Regions from separate parts of the Mus musculus genome. Here all the other regions are linked to region 1. Evidence: chromatin loops called from intact Hi-C (ENCODE). Cell type or tissue: left cerebral cortex. All regions are shown on one strand. Region 1 holds the start of Yars2 (tyrosyl-tRNA synthetase 2 (mitochondrial)). Region 2 holds the start of Vpreb1 (pre-B lymphocyte gene 1). Region 3 overlaps Prkdc (protein kinase, DNA activated, catalytic polypeptide). Region 4 holds the start of Mcm4 (minichromosome maintenance complex component 4).

The links. Hi-C counts contacts between places; a loop is a spot of excess contacts. Peaks named below come from ENCODE experiments on the same cell type or tissue, not always from the same donor. Only the 100,000 strongest peaks of a DNase experiment are listed, where the experiment ranks them.
Region 2: it touches region 1 in a loop (5-fold over the local background); 6 of 42 quality-filtered maps call a loop at or near these places.
Region 3: a loop joins it to region 1, with 3 times the contacts of the local background. A loop is called at or near these places in 8 of 42 quality-filtered maps.
Region 4: a loop joins it to region 1, with 3.0 times the contacts of the local background. A loop is called at or near these places in 6 of 42 quality-filtered maps.

The regions. Positions count from the first base shown.
Region 1 is chr16:16,298,244-16,306,243 of GRCm38, reverse strand. Yars2 (tyrosyl-tRNA synthetase 2 (mitochondrial)) reads right to left here and starts at 3,279. Exons shown (of 5, transcript NM_198246.2): 1 at 2,497-3,279; 2 at 1,541-1,708. The coding sequence starts at 3,260. In left cerebral cortex, CTCF peaks have their summits at 2,189 (motif pointing left), 3,556 and 3,792 (motif pointing right); DNase peaks (open chromatin) are centred at 2,145, 2,680, 3,325 and 3,683; H3K4me3 peaks cover 2,519 bases; H3K27ac peaks cover 1,676 bases.
Region 2 is chr16:16,867,189-16,875,188 of GRCm38, reverse strand. It overlaps Vpreb1 (pre-B lymphocyte gene 1), which reads left to right and starts at 5,934. Exons shown (of 2, transcript NM_016982.2): 1 at 5,934-6,123; 2 at 6,211-6,788. The coding sequence starts at 6,078. The coding sequence ends at 6,593. Top3b (topoisomerase (DNA) III beta) reads right to left here and starts at 4,453. Exons shown (of 18, transcript NM_011624.3): 1 at 4,134-4,453. In left cerebral cortex, a CTCF peak has its summit at 4,514; DNase peaks (open chromatin) are centred at 4,046 and 4,436; H3K4me3 peaks cover 1,731 bases; H3K27ac peaks cover 1,272 bases.
Region 3 is chr16:15,834,046-15,842,045 of GRCm38, reverse strand. Prkdc (protein kinase, DNA activated, catalytic polypeptide) reads right to left here. Exons shown (of 86, transcript NM_011159.2): 80 at 7,807-7,899; 81 at 6,805-6,894; 82 at 6,085-6,156; 83 at 5,813-6,014; 84 at 3,895-4,083; 85 at 2,822-2,961; 86 at 1-275. The coding sequence ends at 71. Among named protein-coding and RNA genes, the nearest start is that of Mzt2, 25 kb to the left of the region's middle. In left cerebral cortex, a CTCF peak has its summit at 3,403 (motif pointing left); a DNase peak (open chromatin) is centred at 3,399.
Region 4 is chr16:15,632,813-15,640,812 of GRCm38, reverse strand. It overlaps Mcm4 (minichromosome maintenance complex component 4), which reads left to right and starts at 3,413. Exons shown (of 16, transcript NM_008565.3): 1 at 3,413-3,702; 2 at 4,031-4,192; 3 at 4,464-4,627; 4 at 4,719-4,820; 5 at 5,488-5,583; 6 at 5,669-5,764; 7 at 6,236-6,374. The coding sequence starts at 3,633. It overlaps Prkdc (protein kinase, DNA activated, catalytic polypeptide), which reads right to left and starts at 2,947. Exons shown (of 86, transcript NM_011159.2): 1 at 2,771-2,947. The coding sequence starts at 2,924. In left cerebral cortex, no CTCF peak of the experiment used is centred here; DNase peaks (open chromatin) are centred at 2,958 and 3,319; H3K4me3 peaks cover 2,167 bases; H3K27ac peaks cover 590 bases.

The sequences.
Region 1 (8,000 bases):
ACTTTGACATTTTTGTTTTATGTATATCCTTAAAATTTTGACATGAGAGGGCTAGAGAGATGGCTCAGCAGTTAAGAGCACTGACTGCTCTTCCAGAGGTCCTGAGTTCAACTCCCAGCAGCCACATGGTCACTCACAAACCATCTATAATGGGATCCGATGCTGTCTTCTGGTGTCTGAAAACAGATACAGTGAGTGTACTCATACAAATAAAATAAATTAAAAACAAAAATGAAGAGTATTCCATATGTTAACTTTTGCAAAAATGCTATGAAGAAAAAGCACATATCTATCACAAAGCGTAGTGAACCATTATGAAGCAAAACCTATGAAATCATCCTCTTAAGAAATACAAGATTGCTGGTGAGATGGCTCAGCAGGTAAGAGCACCTGACTGCTCTTCCTAAGGTCCGGAGTTCAAATCCCAGCAACCATATGGTGGCTCACAACCATCCATAACGAGATCTGACGCCCTTTTCTGGAGTGTCTGAAGACAGCTACAGTGTACTTACATATAATAAATTAAAAAAAAAAAAAAAAAAAAAGAGCATACAAAGAAGTCTTAGGACCCAACAAATAAAAAAAAAAAAAAAAAAAGACTAGCTCTTAAAAAAAAAAAAAGAAAAAAAAAAGAAAAAAAAAATAAAAGAAATACAAGATTATGAGTAAAATCATAAAAAATGCATTTTTATTTCTAACTTACTCTGGCACACCAGCATATTCACTTATGATGTCACAAGCACAGCTTTCAAAGCTACTAATATTCTGTGATTTACTCTACTGTGGCCATTGTGTCTCCTTTTGAACATATGCTAATCATGCCACAAGTACCTATATTGTTCTTAGAATACACATGCATGAATTTCTGTTAGGCATGCTATCCAGTAGAGGTTATGTAAGACCATAGTTTATATACAATTTATTTTAGTAAGGATTGGCAACTATTATTTCAAAGATCTCTAAGTTTATTCTTGCATCACTCTAGAATAGTTGGTACTGTTATTGGTGCAACAGGAAACACAGACCAACACATCTGACTTGAGTTTTCTTCCCCTTTGAAATTTGCACTTGGGTAAAGCTGGATCCGTGATTATACAACAAAAGATTTGAGGACCAGCAAGAATAAAACAAAATTAGTTTATGAAGATTAAGATAGAGTACACAATTTAGACTCACATGAGTAGGTGTCTTCACAACAGCTACCTACTTTTGGGATTCTATGGCTAAGTTCCAAGCCTCAAAAGATGTAAGAGGTAAGACTTAAGCCAGAGGCTGTCTTGAGCAACTTAGAACATCGCATTTTTTTTTTCTCTCCAGACCTGGGATGTAGCTCAATAGTTAAGCACCTACCTAATAAAATAGCCATTCAGCCCTGGGTTCAACTCTAGTATCGTAAAAATAAAAATGGCAATATCATGTGACATAATAATTTACACCTTAAATAGAATCAATGAAAAAAACCTACAAAGAAAAAGATTCACTAGCTAAAACTGAATCATAACTACATATTAATTTTTCTCAAATGCCTATTAAAGCTTACCTTTCTACGGAATCATCTTGCTGTCTGACAAAGAACTGATAAAGTTCAAACGGTGATGTTTTCTCTCTGTTTAGCCAAACCGCATTGCCAGCAGACTTTCCCAGCTTTGCTCCAGTTGTACTTGTAATTAGAGGTACAGTGATTCCAAACACATCCTCTCCAGTCAACCTACACATACATTCATGGTATTCTGTTAGGCACAATTAGTTCCACCAAGCACAGTACACATTTAAGTCTGGTTACTTACTATATGTTTTTAAAACCCTTTCTCAGTCTGGACTCAGGTCCTCAAGAACCATAAAAACACGCATTTTATATCTACATGTGTCGTGCTTAAGTGCAATTGAGGAATGCACCTGAGCAGGTCAACAGGACTTGATTTTTGAAGGATCAGGTAGAAAAATGACAAAGTTGGGCGAAAGGATACCAGGAGGTACATTTAGAAGGTGGCTTTTAATATTTTTAAATGAGTTTTGTCGTGTAGCACACGAACCAGCCATATAATCTATGTTCCTCAAGAAAACTGTGAGGACTGGAGAGGTGGCTCAGTGGTTCTTCCAGAGATCCTGGGTTCAATTCCCAGCAACCATGTGGGATATAATATAAGAATTTGGTGCCCTCTTCTGGCATGCAGGTGTTACATAGAGATGGAGCACTCATACATAAATAAATCAATCTTTAAAAAAAGAAAACGCTGTGAAAATCTTTATGGAGGCGAAAAGCTAAATTAGTGCACACGGTTCTAAACAGAAGTCCAATTATTTTCAGGATAAATAACAATTTCTAAAGAAACTAAAGGCGACTTAGGGAAAACAGACACAATCCAAATCTTGAATATCGGTCTGCTTCCAGCAGCTCTAACTCCCAGCTCTAACTTACAATCTTCCTAACGAATAACACACTACTTCTGTATACTCGTCCCCGGGTTTCCGTAGGCTCTAACAATTCCAGCTTACTTGTGGATGAACTCGTAGCCAGACATGATGTTGCCCAACTGATCTGATCCGCCCAGTTGGACCCGGCATCCATAGTGCTGGAAAAGGTAGTAGAAGTCATAGGCCTGGAGCACCTGGTAAAAGAACTCCGCCAAGCTCATGCCCTCGGGGCTCTTGAGACGCGACTGCACGCTCAGCCGGCTCAGCAGAGTGCCCATGCGGAAGTGGCCGCCCACCGTGGCCAGGAAATCCACCAGGTGCTGCTCCTGGAACCAGGCCGCGTTGTCCAGCACCGTGAAAGAGCCCCAGGGCCGGCCGTCCGCGAAGAGGCGCGCGTGGTTGGCCGCCAGGGCCTCGAGCCCTCGCCGCAGGGCGTGCGCGTTGGCCCGCACGCACTCGGCGCTCAGCGCCTCGCGCCCCTTGGTCCGGCCGCTGGGGTCCCCCAGGAGGGCCGTGGAGCCTCCCACGAGCGCGATCACGTTGTGGCCGGCTCGCTGGAAGTGGAAGAGCCCCAACAGAGTTAGCAGGTGCCCCACGTGGAGCGAGTCGCCCGTGGGGTCGAAGCCGCAGTACACCGTCTGGGGGGACGAGCCCGCCCTGCGGCGGTCAAAGAGTTCGGGGAGCTCTGTCTTCGTGCCGCTCTCGGGGAAGAACTCCTTGAACAAGCCGCGGGCCCTCGGTGCCACCAGCATTCCCCGCGCGCCCGGGCGCACCGCACGCGACCCTCGTAGCCAGACCAGGGACTGCGGAACGCGGCACAGGCGCCTCAGCATGGGCGCCGCCATCTTGCGGGACACGCAAGGCATGCTGGACCTCTGTCGCCCTGCGACCGCGGGCGCCTCGGTGTCTCTCTACGCATGCTCGGGCGTAGCGGGAGGCCTGTTAGGCTTTGGTGCTGTAGGCAGTCCTGGAATGTGGACCGACTGAGTTCCGTCTTGCGGCCCCCGCTGTTCCTCTATCATTTCATTCCCGTTTTCTCAGTGAGGATGTCGTGATAGTACTTCCTGTCTCACAGCTGTGGTGAAAGCACTTGGCGGTGTAGTAAGCGCTCGACAAATGTTTACTGTCGTTTAAATGATCATGCAAAAGCTGTGATGCTCAAGTCCCATAAGTCTTGGACCTGTAGAAAGAACTCGGAGTGGAGTGGAGACGAAATTTCTTTGTACCAGTTTCCCCAGTTAATGAGAGCCTCGTCACAGTACAGGCAGGCAGGCAGGCGCGCGCACACACACACACACACACACACACACACACACACGTCATTAGTGGGTGTCCTGAAGGTGGCAGTCTCCTCCTAGCAAGAGGAAAGTCAAAACAGGAAAGAACTCCCTGTGTTTAGTATAACAAAAACTGGAGTCATTCAAAGTCATAACATATTAGGTGCTTTTAGGAATCCTCTCACCAGGATGAGGACTCTCATTTGCAATTGTATGGCAGGTGAGCCAGCCCCCAAGTCCCATTGTAGATTCTGACTAATTTTCTTTAAACATTTTAATTAGCGTACACAAATTGTACAAAATAATGAATTTATTCTGACATTTCCATATATGAGTAGACGTGGGCCATACTTTCAAAACTCCCTGATTTATGTGGAGTAGCATTATTGAGAATGTGCCATTTGTGGCCATCACCTACCATTGTGAGAGAAGTAGGGGTTATGGAGGGAGACAGAGAACAATTGAGCCAGGAGTAAGTTGCAGTAGAGGTGTGCTGGCTAGTTTTATGCCAAGTTGACAAAGTTAGAGTCATTGAGGTACTTAAACTGAGAAAATGCCCTCAACCAATGTGGCCTATGAACAAGCCAGTGGTGATCAGTGATTGATGTGGAAGGGACCAGCTCACTGTGGGTGGTGCCTCTTGATAGGTCCTTTCTCCGGTAAAATGAGCCAATTCAAACCAGATTAGATTATAAAGCAGATTTACTGTCCCCCTAGAATTGAGGCCAGGGGGGGTCGCCATGGGGGGGGGGAGAAAGGGCTTGTGGCAGGGGGTGGGGAGAGAGAGAGAGAGAGAGAGAGAGAGAGAGAGAGAGAGAGAGAGAGCAAAATGTGTAGATTGTATAGCAAAGAGCGTCTGAGGGAAGGGCAGCCCATCCCCTGGGCTGGAATGTACAGGGTTGGGGATAGGGTATGCCAGGTAGAGACTTAGGGATGCTGAGAGAACCTGGAAGCCAGATCTGTTTTCATATGTAAAATATGCACCTGAGTCTCTTGTCCCAGGGTCCCAAAAGAAACACCACCCTTGGTGGTCCTGGGTGCTAAAAGAAATCAGGCTGATCAAACAATGTGGAATAAGCCAGTATGTAGCACTCCTTCATGACTTCGGCTTTAGTTCCTTCAGGAGTCTTTCTGACTAGAGTCCTTGCCCTGACTTCCCTGAATGACGAATTATAAGCTGTAAAGTGAAATAAACGCTTTTCTTCCCAGGCCATTGGTCATATTGTTTTATCACGGCAATAGAAAGCTCAGGCCAGACAAGAGTCATTCAGTATCCCAGAGGAAGTCAGGAGCTGAGATTTCCTTCCATAGTCTTCCAAACTGAAACAAGGAGGTAGGCTGTTTCACTTTATTACCGGCTAATCTTTAAATATGGAATGCTCTTGGAGAGAAATCCACACTTTGGGCAAGCCTTTTGACTAAGAGTCATATGCAGAAGACAAACAACACTCACGTTCCTGAAAGAGGATCCTGACCCATCCCCAGACCATTAGCTACAGATCTTTCCATGTCCTAATACTAAGGTATTTGAAGAAGACATTTATTTTAGTGGGTTATAAATTTGTTATTTTGATTAATCAATGTATTTGCTCATCTAATTATCAGTGAGTTTAATTTCTCATTGCCAGTAATATTGTAATATTACTGGTAATATTCTCTAATACTGGTAGAAAATAGCTAGAGTGTTCTCTCATATTGTTACTCAAAATATCTTTAAAATTCTAGTCAGAATCTGTTGATCTGCACTTTGATCAGAGACAGACTGTAAGATGCATTGCAGGAAGTTCTGAAAGCCTAACAGATACTGTACTTAATATTGGGAAAAATCTCTCACTTGCAAGTTTGGGTTAATACAACAAATACCTACGTATTGTGACTTTAAAGAGCAGGGCAACAGTTGGGTATTAGAAAGTATGACTTCATATCTGCACTAGCTTTAGTACTGCTTTTCTTTTCAAAGAAATGCTGTTGTGACAGCATTACATGATGGCCCTATACTTGATGGAAACGTGTCTCAGATGATGAAAATTTTAAAACTACTGTTTAGTGTAATGGGACTGACAGCTCCTGAATAAATGCCTAGGCCTTATAGCTAGGCTTGTTCACAACTAGGACATAACTTATTAACACATTTATTCTATTCTAAGTTCTGCCATGTGGCTATTTAGTAACCTCTCCTTCTTACTCTGGCTTACATCTTTCTCAGAGTCTCCCTAGCAAGTCTCCCTCATCAAACTGACTCCACTCTCTGTCTCTGTCTCTTTGTTTCTTTGTCTCTCTGTCTCTCTGTCTCTCTGTCTCTCTCTGTCTGTCTCTGTCTCTGTCTGTCTCTGTCTCTCTCTGTGTCTCTCTCTCTCTCTCTCTGTCTCTCTCTCTGTCTCTGTCTCTCTCTGTCTCTCTCTCTCTCTCTCTCTCTCCAGAAGTCGCACCTTCCTTTTCTGCCTTTGCTATAGACCATCAACTTTTAAATAAAAGGTAAGAGAGGGAGTGTTTACAAACCACTGAAATAGATGATGCTTAATGACATCAAAGTCCAGCCTTTAATCACATCTCTGCCAGTTCACAAATCAGCATTTGTAAAATACAGAGACAACCTTTACAAAGTGCATAAAAACATCACACCAAAGTTTAGTATTAAAGTTTATTTAATTTTTTTTTTAAAAAATAGATTTGACTTTTGTATCAGCAGTTGGCTACACTACTTTGGCTCCCGGTGGGTCATACGGTCATACGTGCACACCTACTCAGAAGCAATCTGAATTCACAAATGAAACACACACACACACACACACACACACACACACACACACACATACTCACACCAGTTAATTTTTGGCATGACGTGACTAGCTCAAAGGTTTGGCATTCCTAAACCTTCCCCCAGTAACCAATGCTCCCCTACAGTACTCCTGAGACTCCTAAACTTTCCCCTGCTAATAATTCTATACCTGAATTATAATTGTAATTATAATTCTGACTTTAGCCTGTATTATCATCTGAAAACAATACTTTTAACTCTATAGCATCTCTATCAATGCTAAACAACTTAAGTTTAATTATAAGACTGTAACTAGTCTTCAACCCTGTCAGAAATCCAAGAACAAATTAAATATTGCCTGAGTGTATAGGTAGCACAAAAACATAGCTTCCAAAACGTAAACAAATTGTAGAGACAGCTGACTACCTGGACAGTCCCCTATTCCTCAAAACATTGGGGCACCTGTCTTCAGTCTTCTGTCCCAGAGCCATCTGGCAGGCCTTGAGATGAAGCAGGAAAATGAAGGACTAGTTTACCCTGCCTTGGTAGAGCCTAGCAGTCCACTATCCCACATCTGTTTGTCCTCTTTGGACAATATATTGTCAGCAGATGAACATGGCAACTTTTGTCCAGTGGCTGTCTTGCCACTACTGGAGCAACTCCATGTACAGATTTTGATGCTCAATTTCTTCTTTGGAGGAGAATGGGGAAGCTGTCAGGAGCAGAAATGTCTCATTGTCAATTGATCCTAAGTAAAGTAACAACATTAAATGTCACAATCTGTAGATTTCTGAGGTTTTTGAAGATTATCTCTGTAAAGTATATTTGAACTGTTAAACCTTAGCTACTCATAGCCATTTCTACTTGAATAAATTAAAAGCATTTTATTATAATTAAATTAGAATCTAACCTAACCATGAGTTTACTATCTGACCCTTAACTTGTGTTACTTAATCACCCTAAACAGTTTGCAATAGCAGCTATAAAGGGACTGAGTCAAAGTCTTGTGTTCTTAAATGAGTTGCATAGGCACAATGCCTATCTAAGAGTAACAATATCAATTTCAAATTTTGTGTCAATATACAGATTTATACCAATGAAAGTCTTAAAATTCTCTATCAATTTATAAATTCTGTACCAATGTAATAAATTATAACTTCAATTTTGCATCCATTATAAAAATTTATATCAATGTAAGATTATGGCTACGTAATACTCTGTTCAAGTATAAAATTAGTAATCCATCCTATTTCCTCCCTTTTCAAAATTATGTCCATTTCCAAATTATCCCTTACAATGATAACCTATCTAATATTTGTTAAATAACCATAACCAGACACCCAAAACAAATAAATCAAGGCTGACAATTTTCCATGACTTCTTCCTGCTGAATAGGGGAAATTCCTTAAAGTGGTGGGAAGGAGTAGGAAAAATGGAAAAATTGGTTAGACTTTAGAAAGCTAGCTTTGGTAACTGTTATTCAGTCTCTGCATGCTTAGAAGGCTCAGAGATTGACTGGATCCATCTGAAAGGTTGGATAAAGTATGATC
Region 2 (8,000 bases), 570 kb before region 1:
ACTCACATTACATTGTGCTATGGCCAGTTATACCTTGCAAGAGGACATGCAAACTTCATATCTGGACCACTGTTGGCCCCTGATGTAGCTTTCTGGGCAGGATATATCATTTGAAACCTGCTGGCAGGGGAGGACAAAAGACAATAATAAGCACAAACACCCTACCAACCAAAACCACATCAAACAAAATAAAACAGAAAAAAAAAGATGTATTTTTTCTTTATAATAACATATATATAATATATATATATATCTGTTATATATATATATGTTTTATATGTATGTTTCCCCTGAATATTTGCATGTGGAGCCCAGAAGAGGGTGCTGATTCCCTGGAAATAAAGTTACAGACTGTTGTCAACCACCACATGGGTGATACATATTGAACCTGGGCCCATCTCTCCAGCCCCACGTTCCTTTTTTTTGTTGTTGTTGTGTTGGGGGTTGAACCCAGGGCTCCATGCATGCCAGGCAAGTATCCTAACACCAACCATACCTCCAGTCTCCCTTTCTTTTTGATCCACAGACATACAACATTACTGTTTTGTAACAAGAGTTTTACTCTGTATTTTAGGTTGACCTTGAACTGGTGGCAATCCTCTTGTCTCAGTCTCTCAAAGTGACAAAATTATAGTCCTAGGCCACCATGTCTAGCTGCATTAATATTTATAAATACACTATTGTATATATTTTAAAACCCGAAGACTTTTGTTCAGACAAGGTCAACCTTCTGGGTAAAGGTGACGTGAGACATCTGCTTCCTAATGAGACGACTCAGTGAGTGATGTGCTTGTCGTGCAAGCATATGGACACAAGTTTGATCCTTAGGACCAACATGAAGAGCAAGATGTGGTAGCATGGGCTTAGAATCCCAGCACTGGGAAAGTGGAGAGGCTGATCACAGTGCAAGCTGGCTAGCTAATCTAGCAGAAATGGTAAGCTGTAGGTTTACTGAGAAGCAAGCACAGAAACAAATGATAAGTGCTAGTGAGACTGTTCACGTGGACAGTGAGCCCTGTGAGGCAGACAGGACTGTGATGGAAGGACCAGATGAGACAGCCGTGAGAAAACATTGCTGGGGAATTGTCATCAGCATTATCATTCAAAGTAAAGATCAGAAACAACCTAGTAGTCAGCAAAGAGCACTGTTTAGAAACAATGAAGATGTCAATGAAAATTCCTTCACTAAAAGGGTTTCTGTTACTCCTTATCATGTATGGAGGTGAACCTGGGCTGTTACAGTCCTTGCTCTGGGGCCATAAAAGAATAAAAATTGCCCCAAGTAAAAACTTGAATGTTTTCCCTAAATATAAAATTTCACACAAGAGCCAAGTATTTTCAAAAACTGTCTTGCCTCTGACTTCCTGACCTAACTCCCCCTGAGAACCACACTTGGCACCGCAGGCCTGTCTATCCATGGCTTATCTAGGTTATTGCTGTTTCTTTGGTACCTAGTGTGCAATGCTTGTTTGCTGGAGCAATGAAAAGAAATGACTGGGAATTGTCATAGCCTCTGATGTCCATTCTGGGGAAGTTTTGGTTCTATCAGATAGAGGAGTCAGAGGCCAGAAAGGAAAACTGGAAACAGATTATTCTATGAAGGTTTTTAAAGTTCCTGTCTCTTCCAAAGAAAGTACTAGGTGTTGGGACAGTCCTGCCACTGTGGTTGGGATGGAGACACTGTCATCATATTGTTCTATAATGGGAACATGGGTCACACTAGAGCTGGAGTTGTAGGACATGGATTTGACCCTGAACCTGTTTGCTCTAGAACCTGTGCTCTATCCTGTTGCCTCTAAGAATGTTTTTGCTATATTGCCCTGTAGTACTTACTAAGCCTGATATAGACTCCTATCGGGTTCTTACCTTATAGCTCCTGAAAAATAAGCTAGCTATGTGACAGCAGGGACTTTTTTTTCTCACTCTAATGGGAAGTAGTAGATGGTGAGCAAACACAATTGAATGAATCTCTGAATACATGACAACAGTTTTACCTGTAAAACTAATAATATGCTTATATATCATTAAAATCAAAACCAAACCAAACCAAACCAAAAACTTACTTTATGTTGGGTTTGGTAGGAGGCAAGTAGATCTCTTAGCATGAGTTTGAAGGCAGCCTGGTCTATACAGTGAGTTCCAGGACAGTCAGGGCTACACAGTGAGACCTCATCACATTAAAAACAGCAGCAGCAGTAGCAACAGCAGCAACACCTAACGTTACTGCCAGCAAACACTTCTATTTCTAGGCATTCTTTCTCTCTGGTTTCCAAGTTTTGGGAATTTTGTATCTCTTCTTCTCTTCTACAACCTAAGATCCAAATTATTGACTAGACTGACAAGTCCCTTCAGACACAGACACGCTGCCTTAGCCGGACTCTGTCACATATCCAGGTAAAGGTCAGTAATAGAAAGGCACAACTCGCTCTCAGCTGCCGTCCACTTGCCAGGCTATGCAGCTGCCGTCCACTTTGAATATACATTTATCTTCAGCTTTGACTCAAAACAAGTAAGTAGTTTTAGCACTTCAGCACAAGGGGACTTTGTAATGCTCTATCACTATTTCAAAGGAAGAAAAAAGATTTCTAATGCCAAGTATGCTGGCATACACCTGTAACTGCATCTTTCACGAGGCTGGATGCGGCAGGGGAAGCTTGAGTTTTAGGCTATACTCAGTTACATAGCAATAAGCTGTTTAAAACATTTTTTTTTTCTTCTTTTAAGGTACAGAACTAGACAATCCAGGGCCTTGACAGGAACATTTCCCTTTACCTAGACCAGATTCTACTCTAGAGAGCTTTTGTAACTGTGATTAATGTCAAGACTTCCCTAATTAAGGCTCATCTTCCATTTCAAAGTGAAAACCAATGAGAAAACCTGGACTTGATGGCTTATAAGCATCACCTACACACCACACTCACACTTTGTGACTCTGAAACAACACTATTCACTTAAGCTTTTGCTGTGTGTGTGTGTGTGTGTATGTGTGTGTATTGGGCAAAGACAGCGTCTTGTGTGGCCAAGGCTGGCCTCTTAACTATATAGCCACTACGGCCTTGATCTTCCTATCTTCAACTCCTGAGTGCTGGGAATTCAGGAGTACACCAAAATGTCTAGCCAAAATTTTTATATATGATCACTTAAATAAGACTCCTTAACATAAACCTACATGATATACCAAGTCTTTTCTGCCAAGGCTCTGACACTATAGTTTGTCCTATTCTGGAGTTAGGTAAGCAAAGGGCTATTTAGGTGTGGATTGCAAAGAGAGAATAGCAAGACAACCTGCCCATTCTTTGCCACACCTCACTAATCAGTGTCCCTTGGAAAGCACTGTAAATATGGAGGTTTCTTTTTGTATTATGTAGTAGTGGATTTAACTTGAGGAGCCCCAAAAGGGGTCAGCAAAGCATGGGAAATCTAAGAATTTAACACTTCAGTGACTTTTAATCACCTACAGATCCAGGAAAATAAGCCTGTCTCTTAACTCCTTCTTTGTATCTAGTATGCTGCAGCTCTGTCTACCAACATTGCTATAAAATAGGAGTTAAAGTTAAACAAACAAATAAACAGTTATTTTGTGTGTGGATATGTATGGGCACGCACATGCTGCCGGTCACAGGTCAGAAGACAAATTGTGGGATTCAGCTCTCTCTTTTTACAACGTGAGTTCCCGGGGTCGGAACCTTGGTTGTAAGAGCGCTGAGCCATCTCATCATCCTAGTTTAAAAAGCCAGAATAAATCGCAGTGCATAACAATTCAGACTAGCGACAAGGGACCTTGGCGAACGGTGAAAATTCCCCCCTTTCTCTGGCTATCAAATCCAAGTCGTCCTGGCTTTTCACAGTCCTGTTCCCAAAGGCCGGGTTCCAAATAGGTTAAGAGAGGTCATCCGTTCTTCCCTATGCATAACTAGCTGGCCCTCGACTCTAGCTCATTGGTTTACCCAAGTTTTCTCCTAATCTGCAGAGATCAAGTCCGAGAACAGCCTGGGTCTCCAGACAGAGCAGGCTCCGGGAGGCAGCGAGTGGAACCTTCGGATAAGAACGCAAACCGCAGGCCTGAGCCTCTGTGGGCAGCACAACTTCCCTGAGCCGGTTTCCCTACCCTCAACTAGGGGGAAACGTCTCACCTCGGGGCCGCGGGGAGCTCGTTGGAAAAGCGACCACTGCCCACTAAACGCGGCTCCACCGCCGCCCAGAGGCCCCACGGCGAGGGCTGGATGGCGAAAAAGCCGCGCCAGGGCAGGACCCTCCCCCACGCCCCCGCCCGGGTCGGAGCGCTGCTACCATTCCGGAAATGCCTGGGGAAAGCCAGCGTCTTCCGCTTCCTCGAGCAGCCAGCATCCCACTGCTCACCCGCCGTGCCGCTGCGCCTCTCGCTCCGGCTGTGCTTTCCCCGGTGGCCACTCACGAACTCACTTCCGGCTCTGTCCGTCTGTGGCGTCCCCTCATCTGCCCTCCGATGTCGACACTAAGGTGTCTGCAAGTTCCGAGGCTGGTGAGTTCCGGGTGCCTTGCTGTCTGCTTCCTGTTGGGAGCAGCAGGGGCTCCCCAAGTCTCCATTGTGTCTCCAAAAAATCATCCGGAGAAGACATTAATGACGATTGTCAGTATGATTACGAGAACTGATGAAAATATGCAATTAATGATTAAAATAAAAATGTAAAGTTTATTTTTATTTGATATGCATTGGTGTTTTGCTTGCATATGCACATCCGTGCGGGGGTGTCAAATTCCCTGGAACTGGGGATAGTTGTGAGCTGCCATATGGGTACTGGGAATTGAACCCAGGTCCTTAACCACTTAACCAGCCCAATAATTAAAATAATTTAAACATTTCAGATAGCAGGCTTTTTCAGTGTTAGCAACATCTGTGAGCGGGATGGTGGCTCTTACCAGGAATCAAGCAATCAGAAGGTTGAGACAGCGAGTTAGAGGTCATTCAGGGCTACATAGTGAATTTCATTCCAGCTTGGGACTATAGGCTATACAAGACAAAACAAAACAAAGCACCTTTTAAAATTTTGAAGACCACACTACTTGTGTTAATGTATCTGGAAGATAATATGTAATTTTTTTAGAGTATTAGAATTATGGAAGTTTTAAAATAGTTTTGATGACTTTATTAGCATACCGTTTTTTAATAGCCTGGTATGGTGGCTCACAACTTTGATCTCGGCACTTGGGAGGCAGAGAAAGGCAGATTTCAGTGAGTTCGAGGCCAGCCTCATCTGCACATTGAGTTCCAGAATAGCCAGCCAGAGCAAAATAGTGGGATCCTGTCTTAAAAAAAAAAAAAAATATATATATATATATATGTATGTATATATTCAGATTGTCTCATTATGTAGCCAAGGCCATCCTGGAACTCACTGGAACTCACTGTGGACCCAGGCTGGCCTCAAACTTATGTTTTTAAGCCATCCTTTTGTTACCAAGACTGGCTATGACAGCCCCAACTTGTCAACGAGACAAGTAAGAAACCTATAAGATGGCTCAGCAGGCAGACAGTGGCTGCCAAGCTGGCCATGTGAACACAAAAGAAATGAAAATAAAAATGTAATTAAAAGAGATAATACTAAAAAGCAGAGGAAGGAGATTTATTTAGTGTGCTCACATATGGTAGAGGAACATCTAAAGAGGCCCAGTGACTGCTCCCACACATATTTGGGGTCTGATATGAGGCTTAGGTTTAAGGAGAAAACTCTTGTCCCCTTTACCAGGCATTTAAAGTGAACTACAGATCTGCTTATTTGGGGCTCAGCCTCTCAAGGGGAGTTGAGGTCACTCTCCCTCAGGGAGACAAGCCCGCAGTCCTGGGTTCTGGCCCATGACGTTCCAGCAGGTGCTTCCTCCCAGAATGCTTCCCTGGGTCAAACCCAGAGCCACAAAGGCTTCCATTAGACCATTCTGGTAAGTGACAGAGTCACAGAGCCCAGAAAGCCTGGGAGGGTGGTGAGCAGGAACCAGGGGTGCAGTGACCCTCTCCCCAAAGCAGGGAGGAGAGTGCTTCCCAGCTGGTCAGGGCCCAGGAGCAGTGGCTGTAGGGGGCAGGGTGCTGCAGGTCTGGAGCCATGGCCTGGACGTCTGTCCTGCTCATGCTGCTGGCCTATCTCACAGGTAAGGAAACTCTTGGGGCCCAGGGCTTCTTTGCTCCTCCTATGGCCTTGCTCTGCCCCAGTGATGGACATGCTTCTATCTTCTCAGGTTGTGGCCCTCAGCCCATGGTGCATCAGCCACCATTAGCATCTTCTTCCCTTGGAGCCACCATCCGCCTCTCCTGTACCCTGAGCAACGACCATAACATTGGCATTTACAGCATTTACTGGTACCAGCAGAGGCCGGGCCACCCTCCCAGGTTCCTGCTGAGATACTTCTCACACTCAGACAAGCACCAGGGTCCCGATATCCCACCTCGCTTCTCCGGGTCCAAAGATACGACCAGGAACCTGGGGTATCTGAGCATCTCTGAACTGCAGCCTGAGGACGAGGCTGTGTATTACTGTGCCGTGGGGCTCCGGAGCCAGGAAAAGAAGAGGATGGAGAGGGAGTGGGAAGGAGAAAAGTCGTATACAGATTTGGGATCTTAGGCTCTGGAGACATTCAGACCCTGAACTGAAGACAGAGTTTGCTTTGCTCGGCTAGTCTGGTATGGGAAGGAGGGGTAGAACGTGAGGTTTTGCAGAGCCTAGAAGATGGAATTATGCAGCTTTTCCTTGTTCTGCGGTGTTGCTATGAGCCCCCATTGGAGGCTGGATTGTAGAATTAAAGCTGTTTTTACTGAATTTGGTCTGGCTGGTTTGTGATCTCAGAACAAGTTTAAGAGCTGGCTAGGTCAAAGGTCATGCTCAGTTTGGCCAGGTACCCATCTCTGAGGCAGAACATTTGTCTGAACCCTATTGTTATGATCACGGGGCAAATGGATGATAAAAGCATCTTGGAGGGGGACCTTCTTGCAAAGGATGGGGTCTCCTGTTGTCATCTCCACAGTTACCGAGCAAAGGAGCCCAGCAAATGCCATCCCTGGGCCTCTACTTTGGGGGAGAGCAGGTGCCAAGTGACAGGTGTGGAGCAGGTTTACCTCATTGTTACTAGAGTGATGATTTGGGATGGACAGACCTTTGTGTTACCTAGCCTGTAATCCTACTGGGGTGTGCTCTCCACATTTTCTCTGCTGTTAGAAGTAGGTTGTAGTTGGTGCAAACTAGCAAAGGTCTTTGACCAAACTTCAGCTAAGTCTGTCTGGGTTCGATTCTCAACTAGGCTTCAACCCTGGCTCATGAAGACCACTCAAACACCTAGTTCCTGACATCAGAAGATCTCGTGTTTAGAAGGACCCAAGGCCCTCTTGAAGTATCTTCTGAAAGCTGAAGAATAAAATATACTCTGGTGAGGCACCTGTTACAGTCTATACTGAAGAACAGGAATCTAACCTCAAAATACCTGAGTTAGCACAACTGGTATGGAGTTGGCAAAAACCGCACATTTCTGATTATAAACCAGTGATTAATGAAGGTGACTGCTGGTATCAGGACCTCCCAAACCTATGACATCACATAGGTGACAGACCCGTTACCAAGGCAACAGCTACCATATTCCCAGAATCCACTTGGCTCACCCCCCCATCTTTACCTGCATTACATCGTTTTCCATATAAATAAGGGGAATGCCCCTCTCCCCTCTCTCTTTTTCCCCTTCTCTTTCTGCCACCACCTCTTCCCTTTCACCTTTCACACGTGGAACTGCTTGTTCCAAGTGTGTTGTGTTCAGACTAGAGCTGCTATTGTAACACACCAGTGACTATATGCAAATATGACATTCTATACAAAGGACATGTCTTTGGTATTTGAGGGTCATGGAGCCATATACCATGGATACCAAGGGCAAGTCTTTTTCCCAGTTTGTAATTTATTTTTCATTTAAGAAATGATTTTATTTCTTCTTCTTCTTCTTTTTCTTCTTCTTCTTTTTCTTCTTCTTCTTCTTCTTCTTCTTCT
Region 3 (8,000 bases), 460 kb after region 1:
CTGCTGTCAGCGAAGGTCTAGGAGGTCCTCTCGGAGACAGAATGCTTTATGATTGGTGACACCACAGACTTTACATCCAGGGCTCCCATCCTTCCCAAGTCCTGCCAAGGATATTGGGGTCTGTGGCCTGGTCCACCAAGCACTTCACTTGAGTCTCTTCTGAAAGCCCACTCTCTGGCTCTTGTGCACGAATGTTGTAGTCTCTGTTGCCTCGAGCTACAGCTGTATAACTCCTAAAGGCGGATGAAGCTTCATGGCCTAGATATAGCTCATCACTGGAAAAAAGTATTGAATGAATATGAAAAGACAGACACAAATAACTTTTCCTTTTTGACCTGTATTTCTGGCTATCCTTTATAAATATTATCATTTATCATTTTCCCCCTCATGTCACTCATGACTGTGAATTCAAAGTTTGGGTTGGTAGAAAAATAAAGCATGAATAATAACATTATTATTAACATTTGCTTGGAAATTTTTGTTCAAACATAAGCTTTCATTTTTCTAGGGTAGCCACTCAGGAGTGGGCATGCTGGCTACAATTGTAACTCTATTTAAATTTCCATGCCCACCATCCATGCAGCTCTCCACACCCCTGCTCACACTTCATCTCATCTGAAAGCTGTCATAACACACAAGATGCGGATTGTCATTGCATTTGCTAAACTACTACTAATGCTGAGTACGTCTCCCTCGAGTTAGTGGCCATTTGTACCATTTGTACATTTTTCTTTAGAAAAATGTTTGAGTCGGGCGTGGTGGCACACGCCTTTAATCCCAGCACTCGGGAGGCAGAGGCAGGCGGATTTCTGAGTTCGAGGCCAGCCTGGTCTACAGAGTGAGTTCCAGGACAGCCAGGGCTATACAGAGAAACCCTGTCTCTAAAAACCAAAAAGAAAAATGTTTGATTACTTTGATCATGTTTTAAAAATGTTTGATTACTTTGATCATGTTTTAAAAAAATATATATATATAGTGTATATATAGTCAAGGATGGCGTCTACCTCCCATCTGCTGAAATTACAGGTTTGTATCACCACACTGGGTTTTAAGGAAAATTATTTTAGAGATTTGTGTCTGTGCTTGTGAGTGCCTCCAGGGTCCAGAAGAGGACATCAGATCTTTAGGAGTTGGAATTACAAGTGGTTATAAGGTTTGTAAAATGAGAACTAGAACTCTAGCCCTCTGAAAGAGCAATGCTCTTAACTACGGAGCTGTCTCTCTATCACCCCTTGGCCCCACACCGTGCCTTTAAAAAACTCATAAACTTATTTTAGGCATGAATCTATTCTCAAATAATATGACTTGAAGATTTCTGTCAATATGTGGACTGCCCTTTTTTTTAAAAAAAGATTTATTTATGTATATGAGTACACTGTAGCTGTACAGATGGTTGTGAGCCTTCACGTGGTTGTGGGAATTGAATTTAGGACCTCTGTTCAATCTGGTCAACCTGCTCACTCTGGTCAGCCCACTCACAATGGCCCAAGGATTTATTTATTATTATACATACGTACACTGTCCAGACACACCAGAAGAGGGCATCAGATCTCACTATGGGTAGTTGTGAGCCACCATGCCATGTGGTTGCTGGGATTTGAACTCAGACCTTTTGGAAGAGCAGTCAGTGCTCTTATCCGCTGAGCCATGTTGCCAGCCCTGCCCCGCTTTTTTTATTTTTAAAGAGATGACTCTTTGTATGTGTATGGATGTTTTACCTGCACATTATGTACACTGCATGATGCCTATGTCTGAGGAGGACAGAAGGGGCTTCAGGTTCCCTAGAACCGGAGGTACAGATGATTGGAGGTGGAAGAACCAAACCAGGCTCTTTCAAAGACCAACAATGCTCTTTAATGGCAAGCCATCTCTCTAGCCCTACTTCTTAAAATTTTTTTTAAATTTATTTGCTTGTTCATGCACATGTATGCTCTAGAAAAGCAACAAGCACTCTTATTGCTAAGTCATTTCTGCAACCCTAATTTTAAAACAAAATCTAGCTCTGGGAATTGAAGCCAGGCCTTGTGCTTTTAGATTAGCTCAGGAACCCTCACTTACTGTCCCAGTCCTCCTCTGTTCTTGCCTACACCCTGTAAAGCACAGCTGGGAATTCTCAAGTCCAGCTTGTGTGTCTTGGTCTTCCTCGTGCTTCTGGGGTCATGCCTAGCAATGTTATGTCACAGCCAAGTGCCATCATGAAGATCAACTTAATGTTTTACATTTAAGTCTGATAGACTTTGAATTGATTTCTGCAGCTCATTCTCTTACTAGCACCAGTCACTGTATAGATCTGACACTATTGTGAAAAATCAAGTCAATTACAGAGTACATCTTACTACTGCTCAGAACTGAAGTCTAAGGTTTTTACTTCCTAGGAATAATACCTCCACATTTCTGTTTACTTTAGATTTCAATTTTTAAAAACTTCAAGCAAACCTAAAGGTCAATGCAGCTCAGGTTCCTACCTGAGAAGCCCACGTTGTGTTTTCACTATGAGATAGTAGTCAAATGCCTGACACTAGTGTTCATCAGGATCAAGTGGGCCAAATGCCCTATAAAGTACAAAGGCAAATATGAGTTCCAAGCCTCATATGCATAACAATATTATGGCATGACCTTAGTTCTCCTATTGGTGCTGACTGTACAGAAGCACAAAACAGACAAGGGTGTGAGCCCAGTCCTTGCAGGCTGGGCTTGGAGGGGTAAAGCCGCCCTAAGAGTCACTTTCTCCATCTACACAGTGAAGTGCCATACTGCTCAGAAGTGTGTGAAGTGCTTTGCACTTTTGAACACACACTGATTCTGCATTCACAAGTCTTACCAAGTTATAACAGCTGGGTTGGCCCCTGCTAACTTTCTCTTAGCATAGCGTATTTTATGTTGTGGATACCAATTCTTTTCCGTTACATTTATTTCTTGAATCCATGATCCTCCTTTTCTCAGCATTGTCTGCTCAAAACTCTAAGGGAAAAAACACATTTTTTTCTACTTATTATAATAGCATATACAAATTACATTAAAAAACATTAAACCAAGTAATGACCCTAAAACAAAGATCTATAACTGGAACAGCTCTCTAGCTTTCTAGTCAGACACTGACATGGCACATATCACCATGATCATGCGATGCAGAGAGGTGAGAAGAAGTCCACATAAAAAGATGAGCTTAATGCTTTCGGGGATAGTCTGGATAATTGAGTCAAACAGCATTATCTGTTCTTAGATAAGGAAATTAAGGAAAAATTCACATGGAATGATTTTTAAATCAAAGGTTGTTGTTGGCTGGAGAGATGGTTCAAGGATTAAGAGCACTTGATGTTCTTACAGAGGACCAACCAGCATTCAGGTCCCAGAAACATTGGTTACATCTTCTGTAATTCTAATTCAGGTGCTCCCTCTTCTGGACTTTGTGGGCACTGCATGCATATGATGCACTTACATACCTGCAGGCAAAACACTCATAAAAACTAAACATTTCTTTTCAAAAGTTGTAGGTTCGGAGGAGGATTGTTATAATTTTAGAAATCAAGAGGTTGAGACGAGATTCTTTTGAGTTCGAGGACAGCCTTGGCTATGTGGAAAGTTCTAGGCTAGCCCAGGCTAGAGTAAGACCCTGTTTATAATTAAAACAACAATCAGAGCAACAAATTGTGTATGAAAACAGAATTCGTACTTAATGTTACTAATGGGTCGATACTGTCACCTCCAGTTAGGCGCAAACTAAACATAGTAGTATGTTTCCTCCAAATAAATGTTTTGCTTTTTATATGATTTTTTTTTAGGTTAGTTTTGAGAAATGTAGCACAAAATAATATAAACATTTCAGTAAATACAATGATGTATTTTCACAATCCAAAGGAGACATGAGCATGTCTGTCCAAAACCAAAATGTACCTTCCAATCAAAGGAGGGTTCCTTCACAAAAATTTCCATGGTGTCAGTGAGCAGACCTGCACAAGAGCGGAAAGCCCTCAGTGCATGCACCATGACCGTGCACATGAGACCCGTTTCTTTCATTGGCAACATGAGACTGACAAATTGGCGGGTTAGACGAAAAGGCATCAACTCAGGGACTGGAAGAAACTAAATAAGAGAAAAAAGTATATCTAAGTACATGTACTGGATAGTTTTATGTCAACTTGACAGAAAGTTAAAGTCATCAGAAAGGAGGGAATCTCAATTGAGAAAATATCTCTATAAGATGGGGCAAACCTGTACAATATTTTCTTAAATTAGTGATTGATGGGGGAGGTCCCAGCACATTATGGGTGGTGCCATCCCTAGGCTGTTGGTTCTGGGCTGAGCAAGCCATGTAAAACAAGCCAGTAAGTAGTACCCCTCCATTGCCTCTGCATCAGCTTCTGCCTCCAGTTTCCTGCCCTGTTTGAGTTACTATCTTGATTGCCTTTAGTGATGGGCTATGATGTGGAAGTGTAAGCCAAAGAAACCCTTTCCTCCCCTTATGATAGTGGTGCTGACGATGACATATACGGACCAGAGCTCTCAAGAGAACAGGCACAATGCACATAAAGCACCGCCCTAGGGGGTCCTTTCCTTTTAGTGACGGTACAAACGGTATCTTCTTTCCTTCTTTCCTTCCTTCCTTCCTTCCTTCCTTCCTTCCTTCCTTCCTTCCTTTTCCTTCCTTCCTTCCTTCCTTCCTTCCTTCCTTCCTTCCTTCCTTCCTTCCTTCCTTCCTTCCTTCCTTTCATGTTTATTCTGTCCCAACGGGGGCTGGTTCTCTCCTTCTACCATAATGTGGGTTCTATGCACTGACCTTAGGACACCAGGCTTGCTGGCATGCACATTTACCCACTGAGCCATCGCACTGGTCCTGTTTTTTAAGCTAGGGTCTAACACTAAAGGCCACGCTTGCCTTGAATTTGCAATCATTTTCCTGTCCCAGCCTCCCTTGTGTTGAGGTTATAAGCATAAACCTAGGTACTTCACATTTCTAAAAATCAGCTAGAGAATCCCTATACCCAAGAATAATCAATTCAGATTGTGTTACCCTCTCAAAGCATAAACTTCTATGGAGTAACCCAGAGCCTGGGAGACTCAGAAGCTCAACAGAAACAACTTAAATGACATTTTATATAAGACACTCTAGTTATACGTGTTTGTAACAACATAATATCTTTTTCTTCTTAGCTCTGATTACATATCACTGTGTTTCCCATGACTTACAGGTCATGTAGGAGCCTAAAATGAGGGCGAGATTATTTGTTTCTTCCAAAAGTGTCAGGTTTCATAACAATGCCAAAGTCAACTTAACTTCCTTTAATTAATTTCTGGAGGTGTTAATGCCACATGGTTGTCAACTTCCTCTGGAATCAACTAAAATCCACGCTTCTGGGTGCACCTGTGAGGGTTTCCTTGATTGGCTCATTTGCGGTGGGAAGACTCTTATACTACATCTGGGCCACACCTGATGGCAGCCTGTATAGAGGGCCCTAGGTCTTGCTAGCAAGTTCATCTATCCTGTTGCCCAGGCATTTCTCTGCTGCTATTATAATCTATAATATAATCTTCTTTGGGATTCCAACACAAACTGAAGACTAGCAGCTCTCTAGGAATCTTCCAGGACTCTAGCACCTGACTGGAACTGCTGAGACATCCTGGACTGAACAAGTACTGGCTTGTTGCCCTTTCTGTCAGAAGATAGCCATGGTTAGACTAGCTGAACCATGGTCTAAAGCCACTCTAATAAATCCCATGTATATGTTCATTATATCAGTTCTGCTCCTTTAGAGAATCCTGGCTAGTGCATATTCCAATTCTAAGTCAGGAGTGAGAGTTAAGCACAACACACCTGAGTAGCTGATCCAAACGCATGTCCAAAGTCAATTCCAATCACACTGCCTGTCTCCATGGCCACCATGAAATTGTTCAGGTGTCTGTCTCCAATCCCGAGGAGCCAGTGGCTGATGCACAGCAGTGCATGGGAGCTGGCAAAGTGGGAACGCAGTGCCAGGAAGGCCTCAGGGCTGGTGCTCATCTTTACAAAGGCCCGCCTAGGAGGGAGAAGCATATATCTGTCATCTCTGCTGTGCCTCTGGGGTGTGAAGGGACAGACTTACTTACTTTAAGAGGTCAGGCGGCACTTGACTTTCCCTTCTTCTGAAAGCTACAACTGTTTCTGTACGGTTAGCTCGGCTGTGATTTAAGAAAAACATGTCATTAGAACAAATTTCTGGTGACTTTAAAATTTAAAATTATTTATACTGAAATATTGTATCAGCTGGGCATGGTGGCACTTGGGTGAAGAGACAAGTGGATTTCTGAGTTCCGTGACAGCCAGAGATACACAGAGAGACCTTGTCTCAAAAAAAAAAAACCAAAACCAAAAACCAAAAAACAAAAAAACCAAAACCAAAACCAAACCCTGACCCAAAAGAAAAAAGTATTCTTAATGTCAAATAACTATATTTTAATGATATCTACAGCAAAATGTATTCTTTGACTGGGCAGTGGTAGTGCACGCCTTTAATCCCAGCACTTGGGAGGCAGAGGCAGGTGGATTTCTGAGTTCAAGGCTAACCTGATCTACAAAGTGAGTTCCAGGACAGCCAGGGCTACGCAGAAAAACCCTGTCTCAGAAAACCAAAAAAAAAAAAAAAAAAAAAAAAAAAAGTATTCTTTGCCTTCTTCCCTCCCTTCTCAGTACTGGACACAGATGCCAGGGCCTCACATAAGCTAAGTCAGGGCTCTAACCATATCATTAGACATCTAATGCCAAATTCTCAAGAATCAAAAGTATGCACTTTTTAAAAGAATGAACAAAAGTAGAAAAGTCCAACTCACCTGTACATTAGCACATAGGCTCCAGCATCGCTTTTCCCCGACACTTTCATCAGCCAGTCTTTATAGTCACGGATCGGCGCTTTGGGGTCACTAGCAAGTAAGAAAAGGGGAATTAGAATTAAGGAGGTATACTGCATGGCAAAGAACATTGAAAGAGTATTGAAAAACAGTGAAAAATAAATACAACTTTCAATATGCCATATTCATTCTTTTTTTGGGGGGGGGGTTCGAGACAGGGTTTCTCTGTGTAGCCCTGGCTGTCCTGGAACTCACTCTGTAGACCAGGCTGGCCTCGAACTCAGAAATCCGCCTGCCTCTGCCTCCCGAGTGCTGGGATTAAAGGCGTGCGCTTAATGATTCCAAGATAAACTCAAGCAGCTACCCATACAAATCCTCAGGCACAACAGAGTCAGGTACAAGAATTTTTTTTTAAATACGGAGAAAAACAAGATGTTACAGTAAACAAAGAGATCTGTGACGTAGGCATGTCACCCTGAAAGGCAGCCTGACAATCATGAGATCACTGCTAATAGGCCTCATTTGACAGTAAGTTAAATCTTTTACAAATCATTCACAAGTTCATTTTTCCTTATTTTTAGACTATTCTCGACATTTCTTTATCATTTCCTGAATGTAGATACACATACAAAACCCATTCTAGGTAAGTGTCTGCAATCCCATCCTGAGTTTGCAAAGGCTTCAGTAACATTTCACATAAGAGTTAGCACATGTGCGGGTGGACACACTCTGCTGTGTATACATTTGTCTACTTTTTAGTTTGTGCTAAATGTCTTCCTAATGAGCTTTCAGAAACCAAAACAAATAATCACAAGTTGAGGGTCAGGTTGGTAGTACGCACCCGTGATCATGAGTCCAATGCCAACCTGGACTATACAGTGAAATCTATCCTCAAAAACAGGGGTGGGGTGGGTGAAAGCTAGCCCCAATGCAGAAAGATCTCTATGCATTTTTAGGTTGTCCAAGGTGACATGGTGACATTACCTGTTATTAGCCACTTTCTCCTCTTGTGACATATTACTCAAAAGAAGATCCTTCAAGGTCATAGTATTTTCAATCCATTCAATTAATCCTAATCTAAAAAATAAAACAAAATATTTACAAATAAGTATACTTGCTCTTTCTTCATCAGAAAAAGTGTTCTGAAGAATCAAAGCAAAACAGATTTGTTCCCATCC
Region 4 (8,000 bases), 670 kb after region 1:
CATGCTAAGTACCTCCTGGTCTTAGTAGACACCTTCTCACCTTCTCGGGGTGGGTAGAGGCATTTCCCACAACTAACAAAAGGGCTCAGATAGTCTTTGATCTCCTCCTAGAGATCATCCCCTCCATTTGGTGTCCCAGCCTCTCTTCAATCAGACAATGGTCCCGAACTTACTTCCCAAGTTTCTCAAATACTATCTAAGGCCCTAGACATCCCCTGGCATTTTCATATTCCCTACACCCTCAATCTTCATGTAAAGTAGAAAGAACTAGCCGCTCTTTAAAAACCAGTCTTGTTAAGCTGTCACAAGAACTTCACCTTGATTGGGTAAAACTCCTACTTCTGGCTCTTTGCAGGCTATGAGCTCTCCCCAAGTGACCTCTCCTCATCTTGCCCTTTGAACTCATGTATGGACATCCAGTCCTAACTCCTGGTCTTTCACACAAATGCTCTCCCCTCTCAGACCATCTACTCACCCCATTAATTTGCCACCTCCATTCTCTCCTATGGAACTTTGCTGACCACCATCTACCTTGGCCACACACTGTGTTCTGTCCACTGCCTGTCAGCATTAGAGACCAAGTCCTTCTATCCCCTCCAGATCACTGACCCTCACCCCTCTCCCCCAAATGCCCTTTTAAGGTAATCCTCACGACACCTACAGCTGCTAAACTCCATGGACTCTCTCATTGGGTCCATCTGTCTCATCTCAAACCTTACATTCCTCCACCTAAAAATGACTCTTCTTCATACACATCGACCCTAACAGGACCATGCTCTGTTAAGTTCTGGAGGACGTGAAGACCACCTATTTTGCCCCCAATCCCAGAAAAATGAGACTCCACTCCAGCAGCCAAGCTTGACCTCACTGGATTAGACATGGGTCTCTTGTCCTCCCCCCTGCTGTTCATTTCCATCCAGGGCAGCCCTTACATCTGGCGATTCTAGGTGCAAGGAACCCCCCGCCCCATAACAGTCTTTCCAAATAGGGTCAGGAAACTCCTCCGTAGCCGGATGCTAGGAACCTATCCAAATTGCTGTCATCTGTTATCCCATCTAAATATAATGATTTCTATACTTGCTTTCTCTTTTACCACATAAAAGATTATTGTAGAAAATGGCCAGACAATATGGGGGCTGCCCATATTGGTTTTGTCAAATACATATGCTAGGATCACAGACCAATCATTTCTTCTATCAACACAAGACACTCTTTTTCTGCATACAAGACCCATGGGATTCCAGGTGGGAGACAGGAGTTGTTGGTCGATTCTTTGGCAGCTGGGGTGCTTCAGAACTGATGGGGGCTAGATGTCCTGACAGCTAAATAAGGTGGTCTTTGCCTGTTCCTTCAAGAAAAATGCTGTTTCTACATCAACCAATCCAGGACAGTGAGAAATAAAACCCAGGAGCTACAGTCAGACATAGAGAACTTCAGGGACCGTGAGGCCTCCAGTTCTGGGATTTTTGAAAATCCTATATGGAAGTGGATGCTCCCTTTCATTTTTTGTTTTTGTCTTTTGTTGTTGTTTTGGGTTTTTTGTTTTTATTTTTTGAGACAGGGTTTCTCTGTGTAGCCCTGGCTGTCCTGGAACTCACTTTGTAGACCAGGCTGGCCTTGAACTCAGAAATCCGCCTGCCTCTGCCTCCCGAGTGCTGGGATAAGCACCTTTCCTAGTCATCTTCCTGGTGTTATTTGCTCCCTGCCTCATTAATCTTGTTTCTACATTCCTTCAATGAGAAATACAAAAAATTCCTAACCAAATATTAATCAGCTCCTGTTACAGTATTGCCAGCTGCTGCCCACAGAAGAGCTGCTGTCCACAGAGGAACCTGATGTGAACGTTTACCAAGTCGATCCCGATGGTGAAAACCAGCTACCCCCCAAAATTGACACCCTAGACAACAGGAAGCAGCTTAAGAGACACAACACCCTTGCTCCCTTTTCACCATGGCTTTCCCCTCCCTTTTTCTTTCCTTCTCTTTATTATAACAAGGGAGGTATGTTGGCATCAGGACCTCCCAAACCTATGACATCACATAGGCGACAGCAAGGCCAGCAGACCTGTTGCCAAGACATCAGGCACCATATTCCCAGAATATCCACTTGGCTCACCTCCCACCTTTACCTGTGTTGTCATTTTCCATATAAATAAAGGGAATGTCCCTCCCTCTCTCACTCTCTCTCTCTCTGCGCCTTCTCTTTCTGCCACCCCCTCCAAACCTCTTACACGTGGAACTGTTTTTGGCCCAGTGTGCTGTGTTCAGATTCGAGCCTCTATTTTAACACATCAATTACTAAATGGTTAAAAAGAGCAAGGCACGTGTGGTACCTCACATCTATAACCCCAGTATTTGAAGGCTTGTTCTACATACATAGTAAATTCCAGACTATCTTGGGCTATAGCCCAAGATAGGAAATACCTAACCTAAAAAATAAAAATGTCTACAGAATTGCATGACTTTCATTAATTTTTGCAATTATTCTGAAAACATGGTGCAACGAAAAAAGGATTTTTGTCAAGGTCCTATTGAGTTCAAGCGAGTTTATTCTGGAAGAAAATACTTCCATCTTGCACTCTCATCCAACTTTGGATAAAAATGACTACCAAACTTGGTGGTCATTTTCCAACACCTGTTTTAAAGCATCTTCCTCAGATACTAGGAAGAGAGCAGTATACACATCTACCAATTCCATAAACTTTACGGGACGTTGACTACACGCACCACGGAGAGAAACGCTGAGCCCTGCGTCTAGGGACCTTACCCACCCTGCACTGCAGAGCTAGTGCTCAGCACGCACTCCTGCCCCAGACTACGAATCAGCTGGTAACTGGCCCCGGCAGCACTGCAGCGGTCTGCTGCGGACAGGAACTCCTGCAGCTGCAGTAGCCAACACCGTACGCCGGTTCCCTCCTCCGCCATCACGCCGGCACCGCTTCGCGCATGCGCGTCTCAGCACTCTAGCCAGCTCTTCCCTGAAGGCCCAGCCGGAACTGCTCCCTTATACTCTCGCGGGGGTGGGGGGGTGAAGACGCGCACCGGCCTGCAGATCTGTAGCGTTTAACATGTACACATCGGAATGCAAAGGGACAGAACCAGTCTAACCATGCGGAGATATCACAGATTGGTGTTTGCACTCGGGACAACGCAAATGTAAACACACAAGGGAGTTGTGCCGGCCCCGGGTTTCCCGCCAAAACGCAATCCCGCTGCAGGCTGGCCCATCCAAGGCGAGGGGCGTGCAAGTGAATCTAGGCTGTAATTCCTAGGTAGCGGTCGAGAACTCCCCCTCCGGCTTGCAGTGGCGCCTTCCGGAGGCGGAGCTACACGCCTTTGCCGCTGTGATTGGCCGGAAACCTTTTCTCAGAGTTCACTTACGGCGCTTTCCGGAGGCGGAGCTACGCGCGCTTGCCTCTTTGATTGGCCAGGCGTCTTCGGTCGCTGTGACGACAGAGCGGCTGGCGGGAATCGCTTCACCCTGCGGGCCCAGGAACGTTCTCCTGGGTGGCGCAGAACCCTGACTCGCCGTTTTGTGCGCGTTTGCAACTAACCCGGATCCGAGGTACGAGAGGTCCCGGAGCGGGACAACTGAGAGCCAGATTTCTTTTGTCGCGCAGCAACCACAGCACCATGTCGTCCCCGGCATCCACCCCGAGCCGCCGCAGCAGCCGACGCGGACGAGTCACCCCAACCCAGTCCCGTGAGTTCCCTCCTTCATCTGCCCCCTTTCCGCCTCGTGTCTCTTCCCGCAGCACTGTGGAAAGTCCTGAGTCCTTCGAGCCTGGTGTGTGGTTGACAGGCCTTGAGCATATAGTAGCCTCTGTCACCCACATACTGGGCTCTCGTCTCCAGGCAGTCTGGCGTGGTCAGTTCAGTTGACCCACCTTTTCCTACACCTTGTCCCTCTGTTCCAGTTTGAGGGTTTTGGGGGGGGGGTGTTCTTGTTTAAGTAATATGACTACCCTAAGGCACTTCCTGGAAGACTAAGCTTGAGCGTTGATCGTCTTTTTTGTTTTGTATGACGGAAGTTCGAAGTGAGGAAAGCAGGTCGTCACCCAATCGGAGACGTAGAGGCGAAGATTCTTCCACCGGAGAGCTACTGCCAATGCCCACCTCACCAGGAGCCGACCTGCAGAGCCCACCTGCACAGAATGCCTTGTTTTCCAGCCCTCCTCAGATGCATTCTTTAGGTGGGTCAGCCGTCGGTTTTGCTGGTTTACCAGTTGCTATTATTCTGTGTGTACTGATAGATTCTTCACTGAAACACCTGAGGAGAGAAGCAGAGTTGGTACATTTTAGGACCTAGTGAGCAAAGAAAGCATACTTTATAGTAGAACTACAATTGGGGTATGAAAGATTGCAGTAAAGTATTCTGTTTAAATTGTCAAACAGCATTCCGGAATTGGGATTTGATGTGCTTATGGGGATTTCATGGTAAAGCTAAATATCTTGTCTTTATAGCTATTCCTTTGGACTTTGATGTTAGTTCACCATTGACATATGGCACTCCCAGCTCGCGAGTGGAAGGAACCCCAAGAAGTGGGGTGAGAGGCACACCTGTAAGGCAGAGGCCAGATCTGGGCTCAGCACGAAAGGGTTTGCAGGTGGATCTGCAGTCTGATGGCGTGAGTACAAAGCAGATCTCTGATGGTGTTACCTTGAGAGCATAAAGTAGGTCATCCCATTAACATGTTTCTATCCTCGCTTTCTCAATAGGCAGCAGCAGAAGACATCGTACCAAGTGAACAGTCTCTAGGCCAAAAGCTTGTGATTTGGGGAACAGATGTGAATGTGGCAACATGTAAAGAGAATTTTCAGGTAAGCTTATGTACACTAAAACTCAGTCTGAGACTTCGGGTGAAAGTATAACCTATGTGTGAATAGCCATGGTGCATAATAGCAGGTTGTTAGTGGTCTAGATTTTATTCCAGAAAAGGGATATGCCATGCGGAAAATGGTGATATACTTTTTTTTTCCTTAGTTCTTGGTATTTCAAGATGGTTTTTCTATGTTCCCCTGGCTATCCTGGAGCTGGATCTGTTAACCAGTCTTTCCTGGAGCTCACACACGCATATGCCTTCTGAGTGTGATTAAAAGTGCATGCCACCACGAGCAGCTAGGTAGTAAATGCTTACAGCAAGTCCAAGGCCAGCCTGTGCTTCTTAATGGGATCCCTGTCTCAAACCCAAAACAGAGAAATTATTTTTGTGTACAGATAGCTATATACTCATAAAAAATTTGTCACATATTTATTGCTGGGGGCAGGGGTACCTGCCCTTCACAGCTTTTATTTGGAGGTTTCAGGCCAGTTTGTAGGGGCTGGTTCTTCCCGCTGTGAGGGTTATGGAAATCAACTCAGGTTGTCAGGCTTCCAGCCAAGCATCCTTAGTTACTGACCATCTTGCTGGTCTCATTGTTTTGCATTTTAATAATAGTTACATATTCCTAAGTTCATTAATGCTTAGTATTGTTTCTCTACATCTAGAGATTCCTTCAGTGTTTTACTGATCCTCTGGCCAAAGAAGAAGAAAATGTTGGCATAGATATTACTCAACCTTTGTACATGCAACAACTTGGAGAGGTAATCAAATATGATTTACAAGTGAAAGTTTTGGTTTTTGAGATAATATAATTAGTAAAATACGACTTGTCCATATGTCTTACAGATTAATATTACAGGAGAGCCATTTTTAAATGTGAACTGCGAACACATAAAATCATTTAGCAAAAATCTGTATAGACAGCTCATCTCCTACCCACAGGTGAGAAGTTGACTTTGAGCTTCCAGATCATAGTAAAGGTTCCTGGAAAGGAGAATTTTACATTTGGGTAAAAGGCTGCTTGCTAAGGTTGACTATTTTCTAAAACTGTCAACTGCAGTTAAAATGAATATGTTTTATATTTGCTAACGAGTAGTATTTCTTAAAAATAATGAGTTTTATTAGTGGTTTCTTGGGTATCATGAAGTAAATTATCTTTTTTGGGTTGGGGATGGGGTGTTAATTGGGAGCTGGTGAGGCAGGGTAGTGTTCAGGAGCAGTTTTGTAGTTGAAGAGAACCTTGAACTCCTGATTCTGTGGAGCCCAGAAGAGGGTTTCTGACCCCTGGAGCTAGAGTTAAGGGGTTTACGAGCCACCTGATAAAAGCGCTGAGACCTGAGTCCTATCGTCAGAGCAACAAGTGCTCTCAACTCCTGAGTCACCTCTTCATCTCCTACATCTTTGTTTTTACAGGAGGTTATACCAACCTTTGACATGGCTGTCAATGAGATCTTCTTTGACCGTTATCCTGACTCCATCTTAGAACATCAGATTCAAGTCAGACCTTTTAATGCGTTGAAGACAAAGAGTATGAGAAACTTGAATCCAGAAGGTAATATATTTAGTAGTGTAAAATGCCTTATGTAGAAAGAGATCTCAAGGATTGTGTAGCATTAAATTATAAGTTGAAAAGATTTATTCTGTATACTTTCATGAACTTGGTATGCAGTTTTTTAACTTAACTGGAATACCTGATAGAAATGACTTAACAATTTGTTACTCTGTAATTAATTTATTCAAATATAATAAATTGCTAGTTAGTAGGTATGCACTTTTTTCATCACTGATGAAAAATTCTGAAGACCCGAAAAGTGGCTCAAATATAAAAGCAGTTGCTGAGCAAACCTAGTGTCTGAGCTCTCCTTTAAACCTAAGAAAGAATTCTAGCTTGGGGATAAATCATACATGGGCAGAAGGTAAGCGTCTGTGCCTAAGGGGATAGGCAAAGTCCTGGACCGTTTGAAAAGTGAATGTGGTAGAATTTCTTTTAGATAACAGAAATCAGTGATGAAAGTAGAAAATGCTGTTTGCATCTGTGACTGGCTGAAGCAGGGATTTCTGAGCCAGTGTTTAGGACAAAAAAGCCTAGCTCTAGAAAATTTAGAATCTCAACAGAGAATTTAAGTTTTCTTTCAAAGTAAGTAGGAAAATCCTAGAAGAGAAAGATTTTTCTACTCGTGTATGTAATTCAGTGAAGCACATGACATCTGAGTTCATTTAGATTCTGATGGTGGCTCAATTCTGGGACATTAGGATTCTAACTTAGACATTTTATGGTGCTGTAAGCAGGTCAGAATTACCTGTTTTCATGTGTGATGGTTATAGTGTAAATTAGTGGTAGATCACTCTTCTATGTGTGTACCATTAAAAAAAAAAAAGGAGTGAGGAAGATAGCTCCTAGGTAAAATCTACTTTTACAAAAAATACTTTTTTAGAAGGCAAGGATTGCTGGTTGATCAGCTAATTTCAGAAGTTGGCAAATTGCATATACTTTCTAAGTGGAAAAAAAAAAAGGATTAGCCAAGAGTGGCAAAAAGTAGGTAGCGGAAATGGATGAAATGTATTTAAAGGCCTTGTGAGTCAACACTGGAATGGTGGGGTGGAGGGCCTTTGAGTCCAGCAAAGGTGTTGAGAAAGGAACAAATAGAGGAGAGGCATAAGCAAGTGTAGAAGTAGTAAGAGCATAAAAGACATTTGTTTTATAGGTACTGTTACTGCTGAGAGGCAAAGTGCTTTTTTCCTTGTAGACACTAACTACAAAAATAGATGTGTGTATTTATGATGTCCTCAACTATGCCCTTCCTCCATTTTGTAGGTGACAGAGAGCGGCTCAGAGATCCCCGGGGTCATAAATGCTTTGTCCATGTTGTCCAGGTCTAGAGTCCAGGCTGTTCTTGTGTGTCAGGACATGCTATACAAGCCAGAGGGTATCATTTCTAAAGGGTTTTTTCCACTCAGCAAGGAGACTAGATTATCTGGCTGGCCAGCAAGCCCTAAAATTCTGTTTTTCTTCTCCCTGGTGCTGAAATTATAAGCAGACTATCCCCCATACCACAAGCATTTTCAGCCCAAGATTTTTAACCTGAGATTTCAGGACTTCCAGGTGGCTTTGTTGGTGAGATGAAAGGCTGGGAGACAATATACCTACACATCAAACTTCTCACCTGTTGATGTCTTC